Linked DNA regions of Mus musculus: all the other regions are linked to region 1. The links are chromatin loops, found by intact Hi-C in ENCODE. Cell type or tissue: left cerebral cortex. All regions are shown on one strand. Region 1 has its middle 18 kb from the start of Gm32835. Region 2 overlaps Nav1 (neuron navigator 1). Region 3 holds the start of Nav1 (neuron navigator 1).

Evidence for each region. Peaks named below come from ENCODE experiments on the same cell type or tissue, not always from the same donor. Only the 100,000 strongest peaks of a DNase experiment are listed, where the experiment ranks them.
Region 2: a loop joins it to region 1, with 9 times the contacts of the local background. A loop is called at or near these places in 37 of 42 quality-filtered maps.
Region 3: it touches region 1 in a loop (2.4-fold over the local background); 5 of 42 quality-filtered maps call a loop at or near these places.

Annotation. Positions count from the first base shown.
Region 1 is chr1:135,666,037-135,674,036 of GRCm38, reverse strand. It overlaps a transcript of Nav1 not described here. Among named protein-coding and RNA genes, the nearest start is that of Gm32835, 18 kb to the left of the region's middle. In left cerebral cortex, CTCF peaks have their summits at 1,822 (motif pointing left), 2,484 (motif pointing left) and 3,394 (motif pointing right); DNase peaks (open chromatin) are centred at 1,894, 3,462 and 3,967; H3K27ac peaks cover 320 bases.
Region 2 is chr1:135,541,942-135,549,941 of GRCm38, reverse strand. All of the region lies in intron 1 of Nav1 (neuron navigator 1), which reads left to right. Among named protein-coding and RNA genes, the nearest start is that of Gm32940, 34 kb to the right of the region's middle. In left cerebral cortex, CTCF peaks have their summits at 930, 4,985 and 5,648; DNase peaks (open chromatin) are centred at 939, 3,663 and 5,018; H3K27ac peaks cover 960 bases.
Region 3 is chr1:135,582,467-135,590,466 of GRCm38, reverse strand. It overlaps Nav1 (neuron navigator 1), which reads left to right and starts at 5,112. Exons shown (of 30, transcript NM_173437.2): 1 at 5,112-5,912. The coding sequence starts at 5,147. In left cerebral cortex, CTCF peaks have their summits at 47 (motif pointing right) and 4,734; DNase peaks (open chromatin) are centred at 5,648, 6,389, 7,030, 7,280 and 4 more places; H3K4me3 peaks cover 3,674 bases; H3K27ac peaks cover 3,684 bases.

The DNA of each region.
Region 1 (8,000 bases):
GATCTGTCCCTTGGGACAGAATTCATATAAATCTCTCTGAGTCTCTTTCTTACAAAACGGACCTCAGGTTCTCCCCACAAGTAGAGCCTGTGGCTCTGCCTCTGAAGTTAGGGCTCCAGGGCACTGGGAGAGTTGTGGGGCCCTTGCACATACAGACATCATCAAAGAAACCCAGGTTGGAACCCAAGAGACACTTCAACTCTGATACTCATCTGCGATCTCAGGTTTCTCGTCCTGATGTCAAGGATCACGGAAAGCCAGTGTCCTCCACCGCAGTCCCTGTGCGGTGGCCCCTTCCTCAGTGAGGTCTACAAGGAGGGAGCCACACTATAAATAGCACCCCACATCCAAAGTCCTTCTTCCTGTGCAGGAAGCACCGAGGTCTAAAGGAAGGAAAAACGTGTTTCCGGAAGAGAGGCCAGGAAAAAGAAAAGCCAAGCGGGGGCGGACCCAGCTGAGTTCCGGGTGCTGGATGAGAGATGCAATGAGGCCGGTTCAGCAGGTGTATGCTAGGGTTTGATGCCAGCTTCTGGTGTTGGCATGTGACCCTGCCTGGGGCCTGCCGTTCAAGGACCTCCTGAGAATGGAAAGAGACCCGTGTGAAAACTTGAGGCTGGAGACTTAGGAGGTCAGGGCCAAGAGAGATTTGTTAATGCTGGGTCCGTTCGTCTGCTCACTGAATATTTCTCATTTTGCGATGAGGTAGATGTTCATAGAGAGCAAGGTGAGGTGCTTTTTGTAAGAATGGTTGGGAAAAAGCCAATGATCACGGGTGTTAAGCACAGCAGAGGCAACTCAGGGTCCTGGGAGATGGGAAAAGGCAACAGCAGGAGAGGCAGGAAAGATCCTGGGAGATAAAGATGGCTCCTCCTGGCCTCTTAGGAATTCAGTCAAGCCCAGGGAACGAGGCTGGAGGCTTCCAAGTGGGGAGGGAGGTGTGGGGATGAGAAGGTGGAGCGGCTGAGCAGTATCTACCCGCTCTCCTTTCTCCTGGCTCTCAGGTGCCCACCCCGAACTGTAACTGGGTCTACAGAGCAGTCCTTATCCCTCCAGAGACCCCTGATGGACCTCAGGGGCCTTTGCCCCTGCCTAGCTAGAGGAGAGGACACCCTCCATTGCCTGTGTAGACAACATGGGAATGGGGTGACCACACTCCAAGGCCAGGCCAAGCATCAAGAAGCCCCGGAAAAGCATCTATCTTCTCGGAAGAGCCAGAGGCCTGGTGGACAGCTCTGTGGTGGCAATTATCACCATGAGAGCTCAGGGCTGTGGGCTCCTTTCTAGTGCAGAGGGCATCAGAGTCACCCAGTGACTCTCAGCTCCTACTCCTGGCTCTCCAGCCCTCTGTGATGCTGCCAGACCGCAGGCCCCCTTAGTGGCCGACACACAGATGGGTTGCTGTTTCTGTAAGAAAGCCCTAGAAAGTCCTGGTATCAAGTTCAGATTCCTCTGCATTCCCACGGCACCAACAGTGATGTTGAAATGCAATATTTCCACCCCCCATCCTTCCAACCAGGGTGGTTTGTGATTAGAATCCAGTCAGGATCCCAGGGCCTCTGAGGAGCCTGGGCAAATTTCAGCCCAGTTTCCTGTTTTATAAAATAGTGCACAGTGGTTCAGGAAGAAAAACAAAAGCTTGGCATGTGTGCTCATCCAGCGTCCCTTAGCATAGCCCCTGAACATATCCTATAGTCCCCGTCCTAGTGTCCATGTGCCCAAACACAGAGGCAACCCTGGGAGATGGTTAAGGCTTGCTTTTAGGTTGTCTGCCCTCCATGGGGAGCCCACACTGACTGCATCTTCTCCCCGAGCACCGTCCTCTGCTGGCGGTGACTTGCCAGCAGATATCTCTTCATCGTCCCAGTTTCTACATGAGTTCACCGTGGCCCACTTGCTCACACCCCTTACACTGGGAAGAACAGGCCATTGCCCAGGAAACCGCTGGCTGCAATCCAGTCCCTTTACTGTAATCATGTTGAGAAAAAAGGCAGGCATGACTTTGCTTCGGCAGGAATTAAAAGATGAAGGGAAGAAGGAAGGGGACACCAAGGTCATTTCTATGGCTCTTGTAAAAAGACAGAGGATGCCTCGGAAGCTGAAGAAGAGATGCTGTCTCTGTGCTGTGCTGTGTGGCACCTGAGATGTGGTCGCTGTGTTGTGCTGTGCTATATATGGTATCCAAAATGCTGTCTCTGTGCTATGCCGTGTGGCTCCTGAGATACCGTCTTTGTGCTGTGCTGTGGTGGCAATGGAGCCTTATGTGAGGCATTCAAAGGGGCAGAAAGGAGGCAACCTAGGGTTCCAAAAAAAAGCAGATGAAAAACAAAGCAAACAGCACCAGTAAAGAGGTCTGGATGGATGGCTCAATGGTTAGGAGTTCCTGCTACTCCTCCCAAAGTTCTTGTTTGCCTCCCAGCACCCACCTTAGGTGGCTCACAACTGCCTGTAACTCCAGCTCTAGGGGATCCAGCGCCCTCTTCTGGCCATGCACAGGGCTTACACTCATATATCATATGCATACACATACATAAAAATAAAATATAATAATAACAACATAAAGCCAGTATCAGAGTAAGGGGGAAATAGAATTGTGTTTCTATGCTTCTGATACTTCCTAGGTGTGTGTTTTTGTGTCTGACTTTGTTTGTGACTTAGAATATACCATGTGCCATGTGCCTGTTCCTGTCTCTGAACCTTCATCTGTAACAGGGAGCTAACTCTAACCTAGCTCACCGGACAGCCTAGCTTATGGGGACATCTGTATAACAGAGTCTGTGTAATAACACACTTAGCTTAGCACCTGGCTTGCAGAAACCAGAGATTATTGACAAATAGTCGCTCACGGACAAGACACTTGACCTTCTGAGACCCGACCCTCCACTCTGTAAACTGGGGTTTGACTCTGGTTCCCTTTGGGCCTGCTGAGAGACTGTGGCTGCAGATGTTGTGGCATAAGATGGGTTCTCAGTGAATGAGTGCTTCCTTAGGGAATGCTTGAAGTTCCCCTTTGGGGTGACCAGAAGCAGATCCCTGTCCCCTGAGAAGCCCACACTGTGGCTTTCAAGTCTCTGCATGGGATGGAGGCTTAGGATTTTCCTCTGGCAGGGGTAGCATCTCAGACAGGAGAGGCTGAAAGAGTTTTGAGAGACATGAGAGTATGCTGTAGCCGGATGAAGGCTTTCACAGAAGGTGTGGCCAGAGTGCAGAAGCACTGGCCTCCTCTCTCCTCCAAGGGTTTGGTTTAGAAGTTGTCAAGGACCACAAGCTGTTCTTCCACTTCCTTTTGAGCAGGGCCTAAGTCATCTGGCGCCGACTGTATCATAGAGGCCTTGGGAAGAGATGGTGCAAAAGGAGATAGGAAATCTGGTTCACCCTTTGTCTGCGTGTCTGTGCATCGTTCTGTGGCTACCACTAGAGGGCGCAGTTGCCCAGCACAACCCACAGGATTCCCACGCCCTCCTCTGCAGCAGCCAGCTGGCCCCTGCGTCATTTGGGCTGGGAAAAGCAGCGAGGCTTACCCACTCAACTCTACACTAGATGAAAGACGGGGGTGGGTGAGAGCCTCGGGTGGGGCAGCCCTGCACTGTATGGGAAAACTAGGCGAGCAGAGGACTTTAACGGCCTAGAGAGCAGAGCTGGGTCTGTTACCCTCAATGGTGTTTAAGACTTTGATTCTTGGCATAGGCTCTATCTATAGAACTACCCCTGTCCCACAAAAACAAACAAACAAACAAACAACCTCAGTTTTTCTCTTTATTCTCCTGGACTATCAAGTATGTTGGGTGATTTCAAACAGACTTAGATGGTGTTGGTTGGCAAAAACAAACCGTCAATGTTGTCTAGTCTGGCTGTCTCTGGAGTCTTCTTTTCTTGCGGTTACTGGGACCCGCAGCCAGAGCCAGCTTTCCCTCCCCTATCAGCACAACCCTCCTGTGTGGCTCTGCTAACTTGCCCACTGTAGATGGATATAACCCGCCCCAAACTACCATTTGCCTTAGCCTTGGGCTTCCTTGGCTGATGACCAACAGAACTCGTGCATCTGCAGTAACTGGAGGAAGTACAGGAGGAACTGGGATAAGCCTAGGACCCTGGTTCCCTGCCAGAGCCCTTGGCCGTAGCGTGCCTGGAGAGGCAATGATTTAGTGAGACCCTGTCACCTAGCTCTTCAAGTCTCAAGCTGCTGATGCCATAGGAGGATGCCGCTGTGTCTATAAACCCATCTCTGGGGCTGTGTAGCTGCCTTTCTCTTTCCCTCTCTGCAGACCCTCTCTTTGGGAGTGGAGGTACTGCTAAGCACTCACCGTGGTCTTCATATGGTCCACTGGGGTCTTTGGCTCTATGCCATAAGCTGGGTCTCCCAGGGCTCTGAACAGTGATGGACAGACCAAGTTGCTTCCTATCCTCGGAGCCCCAGAGTAGGCAGTGGGCTGGGGGCAGGGGAGGCGGGGCAAATGAATCCAGCATTCCATAGGCTTCCAAATTGTGTGCCTCTGTACTTGCTCTTTCCAAGAATCCTACACAACTACCTAGAGTCTGGTCTGGGGCCAAGCTGGAGTCCTTTCATCCCGAGCCTTCTCCCCCAGAGACCACCGAACTGCAAAGCCTGGACCACAGCTTGCCTCTGCACCGTGAGGGCTCCTCTAGCAGAAAGACGAGAGTCCTTCTGAGAGCCTCCTCCTGACTTTACCCAGACAGGGTTAGCAGACCATCTGGTTCCAGTGTAATATGGTCAGGGAGGCCGTCCTAGATGCAGCGATATTTAATATTAGAGGATATGAACAGGAAGATGAGCTGGTTCCTAGTCAGGATGATAACACAGGAAGAGATGAATCTGCTGCAGTCATACACGGGGCCACCCAGAGGCAGGGTGTGGTCCCATCTGACTTTGCATCCAGGGTCTGCTGCTTACTGGCCGTGACTGTGAACGAGACCTTCCAGTGCTTGCTAAGACTGGATGTGTCTGACACTGGCATTAGAGTGGGCATTATATACGAACTGACTTATTTCTCTTTCTTCTGTTTTCATTTTTGGGCTTTTCTTCTGGGTCCTTTATTTCTAGACTCCGGAAGCTCCCCAGGGAAAGAGATGGTCCTCCCTACCCACCTCAGGCAAAGCCCTGCCTCTTCAACAGTGGGTTGACTTAAGGTCTAGGGCGGTGTCCCTGGCTTGTCTCAGGATCTCCATATCTTGATGCCCAGATTGGGAGTTCTCTGCAGCTAGGGGCTGTGCTTCCCCTATCAGCCTCTTATGTCTTAGTCAGTAAGTACAGCTCGGGCATAAGATGTTCAATGTGGAAAAAAAGGGTCCGCACTGAGTATAACCAATGAAATCTGAGACTCATCGAGCAGCCCCTTGCTTATGAAGGTACCTGGTAGCTCTCAAGGTGTTTTGCTAAGTGTGTTCCAGAACTTGGGTCCTTGTAGACAGAGGGTGTTTCTCAAGTGCAGACATCTGGAGGGCAGATGTGGAGTGGGCTGGGGAGGAGTGAAGTCCTGGAAGACTTGGGATTCCAGGCCCCGTGACTCACTCCCCATTCAAGGCCACTCCTCAGCAGCTGGGCTGCCTAAGGCCTGGGCTGTCTGGAGTTAGCCAGCCAGGTGTGGCTGCACAGTGGTCCCTGGCCTGGGGCACAGCTGTCTCTCAGCTGGATAGGACTGGAGAGCTCCTGACTGGGCACTCTCTCTATGCCATGTTCTCAGAGGTCCCCAGGTTCTGCTGAGCACAGCTGAGGGCGTGGTCTTACAAACAGGCCATTTAAGGGGGTATGTGGAAAGCAGGTGACTTTCTCCTTCTGTTTCAGTTGGGATGGGGTTCCCAGGGTTTGTGTGGTGTGGTGTGTGTGTGTGTGTGTGTGTGTGTGTGTGTGTGTGTGTGTGTGTGTGTTTCCCAGCCTGGGAGCAATGGAAGTGAGCAGATTCAGGGCAGAAGTGTGTGTGAGAGGGGTCTGCGTCTACTGTTTGTCATATCATCAAAGCACTGGGAAGGGGGTGGGTTCTGAGGTCAGCACCTTGGTCCAGGTCCCAGATGATGGTGAAGGTGGCTCAAAATCTTGTCTGAAGCCGGGCGTGGTGGTGCACGCCTTTAATCCCAGCACTCGGGAGGCAGAGGCAGGCAGATTTCTGAGTTCGAGGCCAGCCTGGTCTACAAAGTGAGTTCCAGGACAGCCAGGGCTATACAGAGAAACCCTATCTCGAAAAACAAAAAGAAAAAGAAAAAATTGTCTGAGTATCATTTTCCTCTTTAGAAAAGTGAGACTATTCGCAGCTCAGGGTGAGGCCCGGGGCCAGTGAGGTCTTGTAAGGGAGCTTGGCAAACAAGTCTTACAAGGATAGATGATGGTTAGATTTCGGGGTGACCAGGGCCCTGATTAAGCTGTCCTGGTCTTGTTAGTGAAGTCCTCAGGGAGGAGTGAGGTGGGGAGCGATAGACTAATTAAGAACTGACAGGAGAGACTGAGGGTACATCCATGCTTAGCAAGCCTACAGTGTGACATTTATGGCACTGAAAACAATCAGGTCCCCCGGGACTTGTCTGTCAGCAAAGCTCTGCTCTTCACGGTCACAGTATCTGCCTTCCGTAGCTCTCCAAATACGACCTCATCCCACCCTCACCACCGTCCACTGAGACAGGAGCTGGTGTTCTTGTTTTGTAGATAGAGGATCTGAGGGTATCCGATACAGAGTCCCTAGGTGGCCACATCAGATGGTGACAGATCTCCTACATCCGATTCTAGACTCTGGGTTCCTCATTACCTCAGGTGTAAAGGGGTCCTGCAGGACTTGCAGCAGAGACTTAGGGTACCACCACCCCATCAATGTTAGAGTAGGAGTCTCAGGGGATGGTCCTCTGGCTCAGTTTCAGCAACTTTTCCCAGGCTGGGCTATACTACAGAAAAGCTCGTTGGGGTCTGTTGGGGTCCGTCCTCGTTGTGAGAGGGCTGGCTCAAGGTGAGCCCCTCCCCCTTAGCAGTTCTGCTTGGACCTTTCTCATCCTCCTCGCCCTCACTTATAAGACAGGAGGCGAGTGCTTTCCCTTCTGCTATAAAAGAGGACCACAAGGTGTTGCTTAAAGGGCAGGAATTGTTCTCGTATAGCCCAGTGCATCAGAAGTCCAAAGGATGCCACTGAATAAAGCCAAGAGATAGTTCAATGGTGTATATTGCACTTGCCTAGTGTGCATAAAGACTTGGGCTCCAGCCCCAGCAGTGAAAAAGGAAATAAGACAAAATTGAAGATATCTGTAGAATCAGGAGAATCTATCTGTTCAATGCCCCTGTTGGCTTCCACAGGCCATAGTTCCATCCATCCATGTCCTTCAGAGTCAGTAAGAACCAGACAGCCCCTGAGCTGCCATCCCTCTGGCTGCAGCAGGCAGAGGCTCTGGTTTGTCAGGACGTGTGTGATGTGTTGGTGTTCACCTGGACAGTCTAAGATCTGCTCCCCGTCGTCGGAGGGCTTCTCACAGCTGTAAAGGCCCTTTTGTCATTTTTGGTGACACACATGGGTTTGAACAATAAAGAATGAAGGTCTTGCCGGGCAGTGGTGGTACACGCCTTTAATCCCAGCAATTGGGAGGCAGAGGCAGGCAGATTTCTGAGTTCCAGGCCAGCCTGGTCTATAGAGAGAGTTCCAGGACAACCAGGAACACAGAGCTACACAGAGGCTACACAGAGAAACCCTGTCTCAAAAAACCAAAAAAAAAAAAAAAAAATTAAAAAATGAATGAACATCTTTGGGATTTACCATTCTACCAAACAGGAAAACTGACGGTCCCTATTCTAGTGTCAGGAATAAACATACATATTAAAAGAAAAATGCCATGTAAAATGACTCACATACTAAGCTCTTGGTAAGCACATGGGCATTGCTATTTGTGCAGGTTATTTTTCCTTGTTGCTAGGACCAAATACCTAACAAAAAGTAACTTAATGGGTTGGGTTGGCGGGGGTGGGGGGTGGGGGGTGGATGTTGTTTTATCACAGTTTGAGACCATACAGACCA
Region 2 (8,000 bases), 120 kb after region 1:
CAAGGTTTCCCTCTTTCTGTGCTGTGGATAGGCACTCCTGGCTCTAACTCTCCAGGGCCCTGGGCATAGAGTTGTCAGTGTGCTCTGCCCTGTGTGGGTGCCTGGATATTCCAAGTGATATTCTGCCCACAGAGTGTGACCTTCCCCCGTGTACTTGTGTCTCCTGAGAGGACTTTTGCAGCAAGAACCTAGGTTAGACTTTTCCACAGCCTGGACACATCCGGGCAGCTACTCTGCCTAAGGTGCATAGTCAGCCGCTTCAGTAGGTACATGGCTGCTGAGCTGGGTGCAGGCTCTGGGGGGGCTGGGCCTGGGCTGCTGGAAAACGTGGACATCCCCCCATTGTTTCTTCCTGATCTTGCCCAAGCCCCACTCTGATGCAGTTCCCCATGAGGCCCCATCTGTCCTTGGAGGCCGGCAGCAACTCCTGGCCCGCTGGTTCTGCAGATACCCAGCTCACATGTCCTTCTCGTCCTCTCCCCTCTGAGCTCCCCTCCCCCACTCTCAACAATCTTTCCCAGGAGAAACTGAGGCCCAGAGAGACTAATCAACTTGCTCACAGGCCCCAGAAGATCTCATAACGTGGACACAGAGCTCCTGCTCCCAGACTGGAGTTCATGTTGAAGATGCTGTCCGTATAGCTGTAGGGGGACCCAGGTTCCTCAGGGCAGAGAGCAACTAGTGAGGGCAGGAGTGGGCAGGGAAGCCTTAGTGCCCTCTCCACTCGTCCCACCTGAGGGATTCCCAGTGAGGGAGCAGCAGGCGAAGGCACGGCTGCTTTTGCTGTACCAGGCTGCTCTGTCGCCCAGGTTCCCAGGCTGCCTCGGGAGTCGGACAAAGAGAATTCTGAATGTTCTGTGCAGGCAGTCATGACTGGCCTTGGCTTGGCAAGCAGGCCGTACAGCCCCGCCTGCCAGGCGTTCTAGGAAGTTCCTCCCAAGGCCAGAAGCTTTGCAGGTTGCTGAGCTGGGACAGAGCCCAGCTGGGGAGAAAGGACTCCCTCGAGGAAGTGTTGGACAGGAGCAGTGGCTGCCAATAAGGCCTGCAAGACTGGCAGGCGGCCCCACATCGTGGAGGTAGAAAATTCTTGGCCTGGCCAATGGCCCATGACTCCCCTGTCTCCTGGCAATGATTTATCTCATCCATCCCAGAGTGGAGGACAGGCCTTATCCTGTGGTCTGTGAAGCTCTGACTCCAACACGCCGGTCAGGAAGAGCCTCGCGTGACCAGCCAGGTTGTCTTTGTTGGCACTGGTAGTTTATTAAGGAAGGAGGCAAGAGAGACTGGAACCTAGATCCCTACTGTGCTATTTGCTTAAACTGTGTGACCTGAGAGAGTTAACTGCCTCTTAGAACCAAACACCTGTAAATGGGGGGTCACTATTATCCTCTCAGGATTGATGTCTTCCAAGGACAGAATGTCTGTCCATGTTTAGGGCCAACTGCTGCACGTAGAACACGCTCAGGAAATGTCCCTTTCTGTCCTTTACTGTCCCCGCAAGCCTTATTCTTCCTTACTGTGGGGTTCTGTGTCTCACAATTGAAAGTCTTTCTTAAAGCCACCAGCTTGGTAACTCTGCCTTGTGCCTAAGCCCTGGGAGGGGGTAGGTGGGCGCTCCTAAGCCTTTATCTAAGGCATTGAGGGTCACCCTGGAGGTGGTGACAGATGGCTGAATCCAAAAGTCCTCCCCCCAGTGATGGTGGCTGAGGATCTGCAACACAGAAGGCGGTCCCAGGAACTACAGTCCTCTGGGAAGCATCCCTGCACCAATGTCAGTTAGCATCAAGGCTGAGGTCGCATCAGATGCTGTGTGGGTGGTATTGGGTTCAGGGAGCTGGAGGGGTGAATAGCTTCCATGGCTGGGGGCATCCCCTTTTTCTGGGGCAACCCTACAAAGCCCAAATTTTACCCTCAGCTTTCTCCCTCAGAATCTTTAAAATCAGTCCTACACCCTCCATTGTCAGGCCTGGTCTGAGGGCCACAGCTTTGCCATCTTGACAGAGTCATTGCCACTGACAGGTTCTGGGAGGAAGGGTGGCATCTTATAGGAACAGGTCTGAGGGAGAAAGGCCCCGTCCTGGGGGTGGAGCTACATGAAAGGCAGCCACATATTTAGCTAGGTTTTAGCTTCTGCTCCTGATTGCCACTAGATCTAGTCATGCTCTTGGCAAGTTTATGTCTGACCCACTTTGGCTCCCAGTGTGAGAACCCTGAGAACCTGAAGATGGGCGCACCCGTATAATGGACTGGATTGTGTGCAAAAGCTGGGACACACGATGTAATCCCACCCAGGGGGCTGATTCTGGAGGAATGAAGGGAGGCTCAGGGCAGGGGGTGTGTGAGACTTCTGGAGAAAGAGCTGGTGGCATTACACAGCCTCATTCCAACGGACTCTGACATGTCACACAGTGCCTAGCACTTCCAGGAATGCTTTGTGGCTAGGCTGCAATGGTTATGTAGCCAACGTGGCAAGGTCACTGTCGAGAACTTGAAAGTGTGGCTAATGCCGTTGAGGGAATTACACCTTAGCTAGCTCAAATATAAAAGGTGTTCAACATTCTTAAATCAGAAAAAAACAAAACAAAACAAAAAACACATATTGGATCTATGGTGAGATAGCCTGGCACACTGGGCTGGCCAAGGTGTGATAGACAGTAGCAAGTGTTGCTGAGGCTGGGCAGAAGCCAGAAAGAGACAGCATACAGACACCTTAGATGACAGTGTAGCCGTTCCTCAAAGTGTTAAACACACAACTACCACATGATCCTAAGCACATTAGGAATATAACACGTATACGCCTAAGCATACACTCAAGAGAAAGAGAAGCAGACGTCAACACATATGTGACTTTCATGGCAGCATTATTCATACTGGGCAAAAAATAAAGATGAAGCCAATGTCCATCAAATGATGGCTAGATAAGCAAATATTATCCACACCGTAGAATATTATTCAGCCATGAAAAGGAACAGAGGGGTGAAACATACTACAGCGTAGACCAACTTGGAAGGCAGTGCAGAGTGACAGAAACCACAAAGGTGTGTGATTCTGTTTGTGTGAAGGATCCTGAGTAGGTGGACCTACAGAGTCAGAAGGCAGACTAGCATTTGCCAGAGTTAGAGGAAGGAGAGGATGGCAGGTGTGTGCTTAGTGTACAGGCCATACACTGGGGGTGATAAAATTACATGAGTGATGATGTACAGACATGCTGGAAGCCATGGAATCATATATTTTAAAAAGTGGACTTTATGGCGTGTGATTGAGCCTCGTCTGCATATCTCACCCTCTCTAGCTCGTGGTGCCAGGATTGGACGAGGCTAGACCATCTGCTTTCACATTTTGGCTTTGCCATGTGCTGCTGTGTCATCCTGGGCAGCAGTCTCAGCTGCCATGAACTCTGGTTTTCTCAGCTATGAAATCGGGGGTAATAAATAGACTGGCCCAGGCGTGTCCTGCAACCAAACAGGGTTCATATCCATAAAGCCTCTAGGACAGTACCTGGTATCAGAGACAGAAGAGTTCGCCACCACCTAGGATTACTGGGGTCACAGCCAGAAATCCCCCAGGCCTCTTCCAGTGCTCTGCATGCCTGATCCCAGCCCCTCTCCTCTTCTTCTGACTCCCTGCAGATGGCTCTCTGCTGTGTAAACTGTTGCTATAACAACCATTCCCTGTTCCCAGAAGCTGCTGCACAAGAGACCTCATCATCTTCAGCGCAGGGTGTCACAGGAAGGCTCTGGGCATTGTTAAAATAGGAAGCATTTCCAGTAAAGGTAAACCTTGAGGTTCACCGGGCAGGAGATCCCATGCTTGCCCTTAGCAGCGACCTGCCCCAGTGTCTGAGACAGGCAGACTGTCTCCTCTGCCGGAGACCTGCTCACAAGCCCAGTCTAGTGTCAAATCTTCAGAATCCTCTCTTACCCTGTTACCTGGTGTTCAAAGGAAAAGGGGTGGGAGGAATTTTTTTAGAATTGTAATAGAAAAAAATAGACCTAGCCAGGTGGTGGTGGCAGCAGCTGCAGCACAGGCCTTTAATCCCAGCACTCAGAAGGTAGAGGCAGGTGGATCTCTGAGTTGGAGGCCAGCCTGGTCTGCCCAGTAGGTTCTAGGACAGCCCGGGCTGCACAGAGAAATCCAGTCTCAAAAACAAACAAACAAACAAAACAAAGAGAGACGGAGAGAGGGAGGGAAGGAAGGACAGACAGACAGGCAAACTGACCTTACAACAGTTATTCCAAACAGGGTCCTCTTCTGGTCTAATTGTCCTGGATCTAGCAAAGCCTTCCCCAAGTGTGAGCCATTGAGAAGTAGCTGTCCCCTGGTCCTGTAAGCTTACTCCCCAAGTTCTTTGCCAAAGGCTGCAGAGTGAAGCTGAGCTGCACACCATTGCAGCGAGCTTTCTGCCTTCAGCTCACTGCAGAGACCTCCTCTCTTCCCAAAAGGATCCTGATGGGGGTCATAATGGAAGGAGTCTGTCCTCCTTCCTCTTCCAGAAAGCCACCCGCCCAAGCACACTGCAAAAGAGCAGAAATGAGACCTCCAGAGAACAGACTCGGACCCCACACAGGTCTCCAGGTTGCTCATTGTTTTGAAAGGCAAGCTGGATTCTCTCTCAAACTTTGGCTCTGAATATGAGCTTGCCAGGGGAGTCTGTGGGTCTCCAGAGCCTACTGGGTAAGCCAGGCCCTGCTCTTAAAGTGGTCCACTAGGAACAGGGCATGCACCTGGGTAGATGGTGTAGCAAAATCAATGCTGCAAACTCTGGGCTCTTCTCCAAATGTGCTAACCTAGCCAGGGTGGGGACTGGGGGTTACGAAGAATGTCTGCCCCAGGAGTGCAGCGCCTGGAAAGAAGCAATCCTAAGCAGAATTCAGAGGGAGAGGCCTTTGGGCAACTTCTCCCAAGCCCTGAGAGCTAGACAGCTGCCCTTCTTACAGCATTGCGGCATCAATGCAAAGGGAGGCTGCAGGCGGCTAAGGACCCATAGCACCCCCGTGTGGTTGTTCTCTGCAACAAGTCCCAAAGACCTGGCAAGATTTTGGTGGCTGTGTTTCCGGAAAGAGAGCAGAGAGCTGACTTGTGCCAGCAGTGTTTCTCCATCACTTTGAGTGGGGATGTGGGGGTGTTGAGCTCTGGTGCTTTGTCGGGTCTCCTGTTCTCGCAACGTTTACACAAATGCAAAGTAGGACAACCCTCTGGTCACAGCACCTGATTTTGGAGCTGGCAACGCAGCAGATTTTTCCGGAGCCACCTCCAGCCGGCTAAACCAAAAACTCTCGGGTTGAGCATTATACAGACCTCAGCCTAGCACAAAGTCACAGGACCACACTGGCAGAGCTTAGTCAACTACACCGCTCCCTTACTTACAGATCAGGAAACTGGGGCCCGGGGAGAAGTCATTTACCCAAGTTCCACAGCCGGTTGATGGTGTTCCCTTGGGACTTTTACCTCAATGAAAATCAAAACTGGGGGGGTGGGGCTGGAGAGATGGCTCAGAGGTTAAGAGCACTGACTGCTCTTCCCAAGGTCCTGAGTTCAAATCCCAGCAACCACATGGTGGATCACAACCACCTGTAATGAGATCTGATGCCCTCTTCTGGCGCATCTCAAGACAGCTACAGTGTACTTACATATAATAAATAAATAAATCTTTAAAAGGAAAAAGAAAAAAAACGAAAAAGAAAAGAAAATCAAAACTGCACATGAACTGGGGAGACCCCTGCCTGGAAAATTCCAGGCTGTAGCTGCCTATATACATCCTTCTCTTATTTAGGCCCAAGTTTGTTTGTAGCTCTAGTTTTTGTCTAATGGCCCCATATAGCCAGTGCGTTTGCTTTTTTTTTTTTTTTTTTTTTTTTTTTTTTTTGTCCTGGCTCTGTCTGGTGCCTCGTGATGTTTCACCCATCAGGAGAACTCCAGGCAGCCCCTTGACTGAGTAGGTTCAGGGTTCTCTAAGGTAAAGAGGAAAAGCCTGGGAGCTCCTTTGGGGAGCAGGGGTGCACAGGGTTTGCTGCACTGCGGGGTTCCGTGTCAGCTGCCTCCTGTATTGTGACTTAAGTGGGAGGAAGAGAGAAATGACGAGATTAGGAACAGAATAAATAGTTTCCTGCCTGCCTGCCTTCTCCGCGACAGTGGGTGTCTCTGGCATGGAGGCCCACCCACCCTGCCCCCTTCTAGGACCTCTGAGGTCAGCAGATGATTTGGGAAGGGGTGAGGAAAGAGGGTGGAGTTGCCCCTCAGACAAGGTTCTGGGCTCTATCCTCGAGCAGGGGAGATCCGTGTCACAGGTCACTTGTCAATTGTTAGCTTTCCCGGCTACTGTGCCCGAGTCAGCGTTTACAGGGGGTGGGGATGAATCCAGTCCAAGGTGACTGGTGCAGATCCCACAGAACTGCCGAGCTTAACCCTGAGCCTCTGGGCACCCTGGGATGAACCTGGGGGTGGCCAGCCTGGCCTGCTCTTGCCGGAGTGGGTAGATTTGTGTCTTTGAGTGGAGGAGAGGGGAGAAAAAGATTCCAATTCCCAGAGACATCTGACCCACTGAAACACAAAGTACTGCTCAACAGGTCCTGGCAGCTGTGTGTGCAACTCCCCAGTGTCTTTCCATTGTTGCAGTGAGTCCTGGGACAAAGTGGCCTTCTGGCTAGGGCTGGAATCTTGTTTTTTGGGGTTTGTTTGTTTGTTTGTTTTCAGCCAAAATTGTGATAGATTTCCAGAATTTAAAGATCAGACTCCTGTACTGGGGATCAAATAGGGTTAGGGAATTTTCTTCCTCTGAAGAGTTGTTGATATGTGTGTGTGAGAGAGAAACAGACATGGAGAGGCCCAGTGCTTCCTGTTTCCAGGTCGTTTAGGCTGGCCTGGATTTCTACATGGATCAAGGCCCAGACCATCCCCTGTGGTTAATTCTGGCTGTGACTTACCTCTTCTGTAGATACAGCTGAGCGTCTCAGCCCACAGCACTGGACAGTGAGAAAAAGAGCCCACGCCAGGAGTCACGGCAGCCCTGAGTCCCCTCTGTGGGCTCAGAGGAGAGGTCATTTCCCGTCCTTAATGTGAGAGGGTGGCAAATGCTTTCAAGCCCTCTCTTGGCTCACTTCCGTCCCTCCTGGGGGCCTGTGCCTCACCCAACCATTCACAGTAAAAGCCTTTGTAGAGGGAAGGTGCAGCTCCAAGCTAGTTTTCAGTTACCCTCCCCTGAGCTACATGGCTTATGGGTTCTGAAACATTGGTGAAGGTAATTAAAGCTTCAATAGTCAAAAGTTATTGCAGTTTACTTAATTGCTGGCTAATAATTAAAACCTCACAGATCGTGGGGAAACCTGACTACTGGGTGATGGATCCCCCTGAGCCTCCTCCTTCTAGAACTTGCCTGAATCTGTTGGGGCTTTTACCCTGAACTGGAGGTTCACTGTCCAGTATGATCTTACAGCTTAGCCTTCTGGTTCAAGCAAGTCCCTATAGCTAAGTGCATCCCACAGGCAGGACTAGCCCTGAGAAAAGCAGCTAGTCAGGCTTGCTGGTGCAGCAGCGAGGTTTGCTGAGTATACCTCAGATGCTACTAGGTCCAGGTGTTAAGGCCTCAGCAAAAGAAAACAGGCTCCCACCTGTTGGTTGGTGGCCGAGTGTGGGGCGCTTCAGCCTCGCTGTCTGCCCACTTCTGCCTTCTGCCAGGTCGATCCCAGCTGTCTGTCCAGGCAGTTTGCTGTGTGCCAGGCTCTACACTAAGTGTGATAGTGAGCTAGGCCCTTAAGCCTCGCTGCAGTGAGGTCATTCCACTCTCTATTTAGCAGAAAGCAAACCGGTAGCAAGATGAAGTAACCTGTTCAGGGCCAGCCCGGCTGCGGAGAGGCAGTGGGTGGACCTAGATGGTGGGTTTTCTTTTTTTCTTTTTTTTTTCCATTTTTTATTAGGTATTTAGCTCATTTTCATTTCCAATGCTATACCAAAAGTCCCCCATACCCACCCCCTCCACTCCCCTACCCACCCACTGCCCCTTT
Region 3 (8,000 bases), 84 kb after region 1:
TTTATTTATTATATGTAAGTATACTGTAGCTGTTTTCAGACACCCCAGAAGAGGGCATCAAATCTCATTACAGATGGTTGTGAGCCACCATGTGGTTGTTGGGATTTGAACTCAGGACCTTTGGAAGAGCAGTCAGTGGTCTTAACTGCTGAGCCATCTCTCCAGCCCAGGAGTAATATTCTTGACCCCCCTCTTTCCTGCACACCCACATTTAGCCCATGAGCAGGTTCTAATGGCTCTACTGTACGCCACTGCTGATTTCTTCTCATGACCACTGTCTCCATAACCATCTCCACTACTATCTATCTCCACCACCATCTTTCAGCTGAGCTCACCATTCAGCCAAGAACTTGTACAAGAACTTTTGCCTTCACAAAAGACTCAAAAGGAAGCCAGGTCTCTCTCTCTCTGACTGTGTGATTCCAAATGACATTTGTATATAAAGACCTAAAAGGCCCTCTGTGCCCTGCCCACCCCCAATTTCTCACCACTTTCTCACATCTTCTCACCCCTCTTCTTTCTCTCCAACATCTTATCTTCCTTGTTTTCTTTCAAAAATACACCATGAATTTCTTATTTCCATCTCGACTCTTTCTCCCTAGCATTTTTTTTTACATTTATTTTGCGTGTGTCCGTGGGACCCTAGAGGACAACTCTCCAGAGTCGGTTCCATGCTTTGGTTTCTGGGAGTGGAGCTGAAGTTGCCAAGCTCAGGGGCAAGCCTGCTTACCCACTGAGCTATCTTGTCGGCCCTTCCTTAGCACTTTTAAGTAACTGGTATCTCTAAGCCAATTCGTTGTCTGTCTTTTCCCACTGAGGATAAGGGTTTCTGTTTTGTTAAATCCTCAACATCTATCCCAGCTGACCATGAACCAGCATGAGCAACTGGGAGCTGTCTTTCTAGAGTCTCTGTGCTCAAACATCAGTTATTTCCACAGCCTCTGGCTGGTCTTGCCCGCATTCTGAGGTCCCTGCTGAGGGGTGGAGTGACTTAGGGAAATGACCAGGTAGAAGAACAGGGATATATCAGAATCTTCTTGGAAAGTTACAAAAAAGGTTATTATAGGGAGGTGAACACAGAAAGCCTTAAAGAGCTGTCACTCTTTGGGGTTGATGGTACCAGGCCCTAGCTGGGGATGACAGGCTAGGCTTGCACACACAACACACATGGTTGGGTTTCTAGTCCTTGTTCTCCAGATCCTGACTCTGGGCACAGAAACGAGAGTGCTGCCTGTCCCCAAACTCTGTGTTGAGCTCTGTAGGGAGTAGGGTGTGGACTCCCCCACCCACCCCGCCATGCTCTCTCCCGAACATTCCTTCTTTCCAAGGTCACCTTTCAAGGTCACTGGGTCAGAAACAGCTCAGCTCTCATTTCTACCTTCTTCTCCCTTCCAGTGCCTTCTCTTCAGCTCTGCTAACACTATCCCAACAAGCAGAGCCCCAGACCACACACCACCCCTGTGTTGTGTTACATCCTTTTCAGTCACAGGAGTGTGACAATGTAAAGTCCCCACAGCGTGCCTTTCCTTGGCGCTGTGCCTACATCTTCCTTCCTTACACTGCTTCAAACTATCAGTCAATAAGACATGGTTGAATCGCACATCCTAATTCCAGTACCAAAATGGGCGTGTCAAGCTTGCTATAAGAGTGCTAGGGACTGAAGATATAAATGATTCCAAACCAGCCTCTTTCCCCACCTTCCCAGTAGGAACTGGCAGGAGCCAGCTCTCAGGTCACTGACATCATCAGCACCCTCTGTCTGCCCAGCTCACTCCCCCCCACCCAATCTTGCAGTCCTTTGAGGATCATTGGTCTCTATGCAACAAACCATTTGAGACCTGGCATTTTCACAGGGTGGCAAAGGAGGAAATGGCTGAGGCTGAGGGGCTCAGGGCTGATCTTGAAACAGTATGACATGGCAGAACCCTCTCTTTTTAGGAATCACTGGAGGAAATGCTCTGTACATCTCGGCTTTATCGACAGATGCCAGAATGGCTGTTGCCACGGCAGCAGAGCATCCTCCCTCCAGAAGAGGACGGTTGGGAAACACTGGGGATGTGAAAAGAATAGGAAAGAGTGAGACAGAGGTGTGCTAGGGAGCCTTGGAGTATTCCAAGATGCCAGGCTGGTGTGTAAGGGACCGCTACCTGGCCCCGGGAAGATTCTATAAAGACAGGAGGAAGACGGCTCTCAAGGATCCTGGCAGTGAGGCAATTTGTGACATTGTGCATAGACAGTATTTTACATCTCAGAAACCGACAGGTGACGTGCTGTGGGGGAGGGAGAGGGACCCCAGGCTTAGAAGGTAGAAAGGGGTGGGGCCTCTATTCTGGTGAGAACAGCTACCAACCTGATTTCAGTCCAAAGTCTTTCATCTGGTCTGTCCTCTTCTAAAGAGAAGCAGAATTTCAGGGGCTGTTTACTGGACGAAGGGGAGGGACTTGAGATTTGGGGAATACGGAATCCCGTGAGAGACAGGCTAGAGGAACAAAGAGGGTACAGAGAAGAGGAAGACCTGAGCTGACACAGTGAGGGAGTGAGACACCGTGGCGGAAGGAAGGTCAGGTCCCAGGGGCAGTGGGCATCCGGAGCAAAGGAAATGCGGATGGACAGAAGGACTCATGGAATTGGGCCTCACAAAGTGCTGAAGGCCTCCCTACAGATATGGCCATCAGAGGGGAAGGATCAGGTTCAGCCAGGGGTATTGGCTGCAGCAGTAGGCATGAGTGAATGGACATGGGGTTGTTTAGTCAGGATGTTAACTAGAGGAGAAGAATCTATATGCTGGGGGCGGGGTGGGGGACGGGGGACTATCAATAACAACCAAGAACTTGGTCAATCCACCCACCTGCCCCCTTTGATTTTCAAATTGCATTTTTTAGAGACAGCAGCATCCCCGTGTGATGGAGTCAGGGAAATATTATGTAAATTACAGAATGGCGGATAAATAAGAATGAGAACTTTTAAAATGATTTTTTTCCCCACAATCCTAGCACTCAGGGGGCTGAAGCAGGAGGATTCCCAAGGCCCAGTGGTTTGTGACACTATTACAAGTCATCTGTGGGATCAGAGACATTCCAGCTCTTACTTGAACTAGGAGCTTATGTTCAGGCACAAGCATGAGTGCTTGTGTGTCCTGTGACAGCTCATAGTCTAGCTGGAGAGTCCCCAACAGTCCTCTGACAAGCTTCAAATCTCTGTGTCCTATATGGACTTGCAGGCTTGGCTCCACCTCTGAGTTTCCCAAGATCTGGACTTAGGGCCTTTGAGGGCACTCTGCCTGGTGAATCTCAACACCCAGACCTCTGCCTGCACTGTGAGGCAGCACCTCTTGCCACTGCTGTAACTAGAACACAACATATCCATGCCTGTCTTCCTGAGATAAGTGTGTGACATTGCATTTTTCACAAGGACAAAGTTATCTCCCTGAGTCTTGGGTTGTCTGCCTTGTATCCCTGTCAGGCATTAAGTTCTTTAAGGGTAGACTCTCTCCATCTTTCTCTGGATCTCCAAGGTCAGCTAAAAGTTCACAGTTCACCTCTCTGCCCAATAACCCCATTTCTAGCACTGTACTAGATACAGCCTCTCTGCTACAGTCCCTGTCCTAGAAAGGTTCATAGAATCTCAATCCAGCCCTGGGGTCATCATGGAAGTTAAAGTACCCAGGGCTCTGGTCAGTACCCTTGGCTCTGGCCAGCACCCAGTGTCCAGCCATCTGGCCTCAGAGCCTGAGTCATTAATACCTACTCTGGGCTAGCATGGTACTTGGAGAGCTCCTATGCTGATAGAACAAACATATCCAGGATCTCTTCAGTTGGTTCTGCAGCTGGGCAGTGGTGGCGCACGCTTTTAATCCCAGCACTCGGGAGGCAGAGTCAGGCAGATTTCTGAGTTCGAGGCCAGCCTGGTCTACAGAGTGAGTTCCAGGACAGCCAGGGCTACACAGAGAAATCCCGCCTCCAAAAACAAAAAACAAAACAAAACAAAAAATGCTCTGCCAAGGGACCTATGCTAACTCTCCTGTGTCCTTAGTGTCCCAAAGCCCCTTTTCCTAGGAAGCTAGGATTAAAACCATTGTAAGAGCAACAGAGGTTCAATGACTTTGACAAGGTCATGTGATCAAGTGGAATGGTGACTCGGACTCCTGCACCCAACAGTTAGCCGCTTCAACCCCTCAGGTCCCTGTCCCTGTCAACCCTAGGCACTGTCTAAAGCAGCCTGTTCTGTCCTGTGTCCCTTACCTTCTGGGTTTAGGAGGGCAAAATACACCATAGAGACTAAAGGTAACTAAAGGTAAAGAATTTCTGAGGGAAACCAAAGGTAACGGTTTGTGAGAGCTTCCCTCAGGCTCTGCCAGTTTCTACCCAAGACCTACAGGGCCACTCTTTCTCCTGGGTCAAAGACACCCTTTCCCAGGACCTTTACCTGTACCCCTAAGTCTCCCTTCCTCCACTCATGCTTTTTTCCAGATGCAGCAGGGAACCTTCTACCCCATCTCTCTGTAGAAAGCAAGGAGAAAAACTGGTGGGATCCTCTCTGTGCCCCCGGGGCTCAGCTCACAGACACCTCCCCCTCCCGAGCCAGAAATAGACACACTCTCTCCCCTACCTCCCTCCCCTTGCGCACACTCCACCCCTCCTCCTGTTTGCTCCCCGCCTTCCCCCTCCCCTCTTTCTCGCTGGGAGCTGCAGCCCGCAGCCTCTCCACGAGCTGGAAGGAGGAGTAGAGAGAGGGCGCTGCCCCGGAGTGTGCAGCCCGCAGCACGGATCGGCTAGCCGGGGGACAGAGACAAGATCCCAGCATCACAACACGACCTGGCTTCGATGGAGCCGCTGGTCTTCTATCGTTCCTTTGACTGATTTAAATTTTTTAATTTATATTCTCCCCGCCCCGCCCCTTTTCCTTCGACCCCGCCCCATCAACCCGCTATTTCCTTGCCTTTTCCTCTTCCCCGGCTTCCTTCTCCGCATTTCTTTCCCTTTCGCCCTCCGCTCGCCCCCTTGCTCCCTCCCCTTCCTCTCCCCTTCCTCCGCGGTTTCTTCCGTCCTCCCCCCCATTCCGCCCCCTCCTCTCCCGGCACTACCGCCCCCTCCCCCGCCCCGTGCCTGCAGACGCGCGGATCGTCCATGCGCTCCTCGCAGGCAGAATGCTGGGCAGCAGCGTCAAGAGCGTGCAGCCCGAGGTGGAGCTGAGCGGCGGCAGCGGCAGCGGCGGCGACGAGGGCGCGGACGAGTCTCGGGGAGCCAGCAGAAAGGCAGCCGCGGCGGACGGCAGAGGCATGCTGCCCAAGCGCGCCAAGGCGGCAGGAGGCAGTGGCAGTATGGCCAAGGCCAGTGCAGCGGAGCTGAAGGTCTTCAAGTCCGGCAGCGTGGACAGTCGTGTCCCCGGCGGGCTGCCTACCTCCAACCTGCGCAAACAGAAGTCGCTCACCAACCTCTCGTTTCTCACGGACTCCGAGAAAAAGCTGCAGCTGTATGAGCCTGAGTGGAGTGATGATATGGCCAAAGCACCCAAGGGTTTGGGCAAACTGGGGCCCAAGGGCCGCGAGACTCCTCTGATGTCCAAGACGCTGTCCAAGTCTGAGCATTCGCTCTTCCAACCCAAAGGTGGCTCAACCGGCGGCGCCAAGACCCCACTGGCTCCGCTAGCGCCCAGCCTAGGCAAACCTAGCCGGATTCCTCGGGGACCCTATGCGGAGGTCAAGCCTCTCAGCAAGGCGCCTGAGGCAGCGGTAAGCGATGATGGCAAATCGGATGACGAACTGCTTTCCAGCAAGGCTAAAGCGCAAAAGGGCTCAGGGACTGTGCCCTCTGCCAAGGGCCAGGAGGAGCGGGCCTTCCTCAAGGTGGACCCCGAGCTTGTGGTTACCGTGCTGGGCGACCTAGAACAGCTACTCTTCAGCCAGATGCTAGGTAAGACTTGCTGCCCCGCCCCACCCCGCCCCTGGTTTTCTCCTGGCCAGCTGCAGGAAGAGGTTTGCTTTCCCCCTTTCTCCCTTCTATACCGATCACTGGCCAGGTTAGGAGGGGTATTACTGCCCAGATGTGCAGAGCTGGCCTACCTCCAGCTGTGTCTGGCTAACGTGTGTCTTAAAGATGTCGCTGATGGGAGCCTGGGCTCTGCTGTGGCTTGTTGGAAGTGAGGGTGGACAATGGAGACGGGGGACTTGGGGGGCTCAGAAATCATTAGCTCCCTTGAATTTTAAGGTCCAGAGTCCTAATATGGCAAACCACAGTGAGGTTGGTAGAAACACCAGCTGAGGAGTAGTCTGCGCTGAATAACACAGCATCCAGCATTGCTAGGGAAGCCTAGGGTAGGAGATCTAGAGCAAAGATGTGGGGAAAGCAGATGTGAGGGCTAGTTGGTCCTTGGAGCAGGGCTGAGGCTCCACTTCCTCTGTGAATCCCGGGTGGGAGCTTGAGTCGGATTTCCCCGGGTGTGGGGGACCTGGCAGCAAGAAGTGTCTGGGGCCAGGGAGGCGGGCGGGCAGCCAGCTGTGCGCATCTGGATACACGTCCGTTCCCCCAGCCCCAAGCAGTCACCCCATCCCCCTAAATGTTTTAGGGAAAGGTCTGGGATTTTGCAAGGAGACTCCCGAGAAGCCTTTGCCCTTTGGCTAATGAAAGCCAAGCTGGCGGGAAGAGAGAAACAAAGCTTGCTCGGCGGAGGAAGCCAGAGAGCTGCTCCATTGTTCTCCAAGCCTGAACAGTCCGAGGAAAAAATCCCGAGCCAGCCCGGGAACCGTGTTTTCTTTCTGTGGAGTCCCTGTTCTCAGACAAGGATACATGGAAGATGTGCCTAAGGAGGCGGCTGTGCCTTGGTAGCCCGCACCAGCAGTACAAGAGCTGCGGGAGATCGGCTGCTAGCCACCTTAAGTGCACAGACTTGTTGCAGTGAATGTGGGTCCTCAGGCATCAGAGCCCAGGGACCCCATCTTCCTGGGTACCTTGTAGTCTGGTACCGGCTCTGCTGGGGGCTGGGAAGGGGCGTGTCGTGAGCGTGTGAAAGGGCGGGGCCAAGAGGAGGGTGGCGGTCTAAGTGACCAGATTGATGGAGAGAGAAGCTAGGGCTGGCCCAAGGCCCCTGGAGAATGCTGAAGGAAACCTGTTCAGCCTGCTGCAGTCTTCCTGAGACCTCCCCGCCTGTGGGGTGGTGAGGGTCTGGTGAACAAGGATTCTGCCTCTGACACAGATGGCTCGTGCAGACTGGACAAGGGCAAAGGGAGGAAAACAGCCTTGTGCCTTTCGGCTCCTCCCCAAATTCGATTTGAGAGTGGAAAGGAGGGATGGGGTGGAGTGTGTAGAAGTGACAGGCAGAAGTGCCACCCTATTGCCTGTTGAGCCTCTCAGAGATCCTGCCCTCGAGGAGCTCTCCATTCAGTGGGCTTAGACAGACAATAAGGAAAACTAGGCACCAGGCACCCAGGGAGCTATGTGGAGAATGAAAACTGGACTGGGGTCTAGAGAGGGACTGAGAAGGGAGGCCTGTCTTAGGCCTCACCGAAGGAGGTGGCCATGGAATTGGGCCTTGAGACATGGGGCTATCTCGGAATGAATGTACATAGTCTAAAAGGGCTGAGGGGAAAGGGCCTTCATATGCTTTGGGCAGGGGAGGAGGGGTGTTGGAGTAGAGGGCAGAGCCCCATGTTTAAGGTCAGGACTTCCTCTGTTTGGGGTGGGGTTAGTTAATCCAGCCCTCCTTCGTCAAGGCATTTCCCACACTGCCCATCAAAGGCCTCTTAGCCGCTTCTCAAGAAAGGTCACCACAGAAACTCTGAAAGATGGTCGTAGAGTTGGCTAGGGACAGGAGAGGAAGAGAAGTTGAGCCGTGGTCCCTTATTCCTGCCGAGCTGTTGTTTCCCCATCACTTAACAAATTATCGGGCGACCAGGGACCTCCTCCCTTTTTTAACTGGTCAGATGCTGGGCCAAAGGCAAGAGCCTGCTGCCTGTGCTGAAGAATCCATTCGTTCCTGAGTCCTCAGTTACAGCTCTTTTGTGG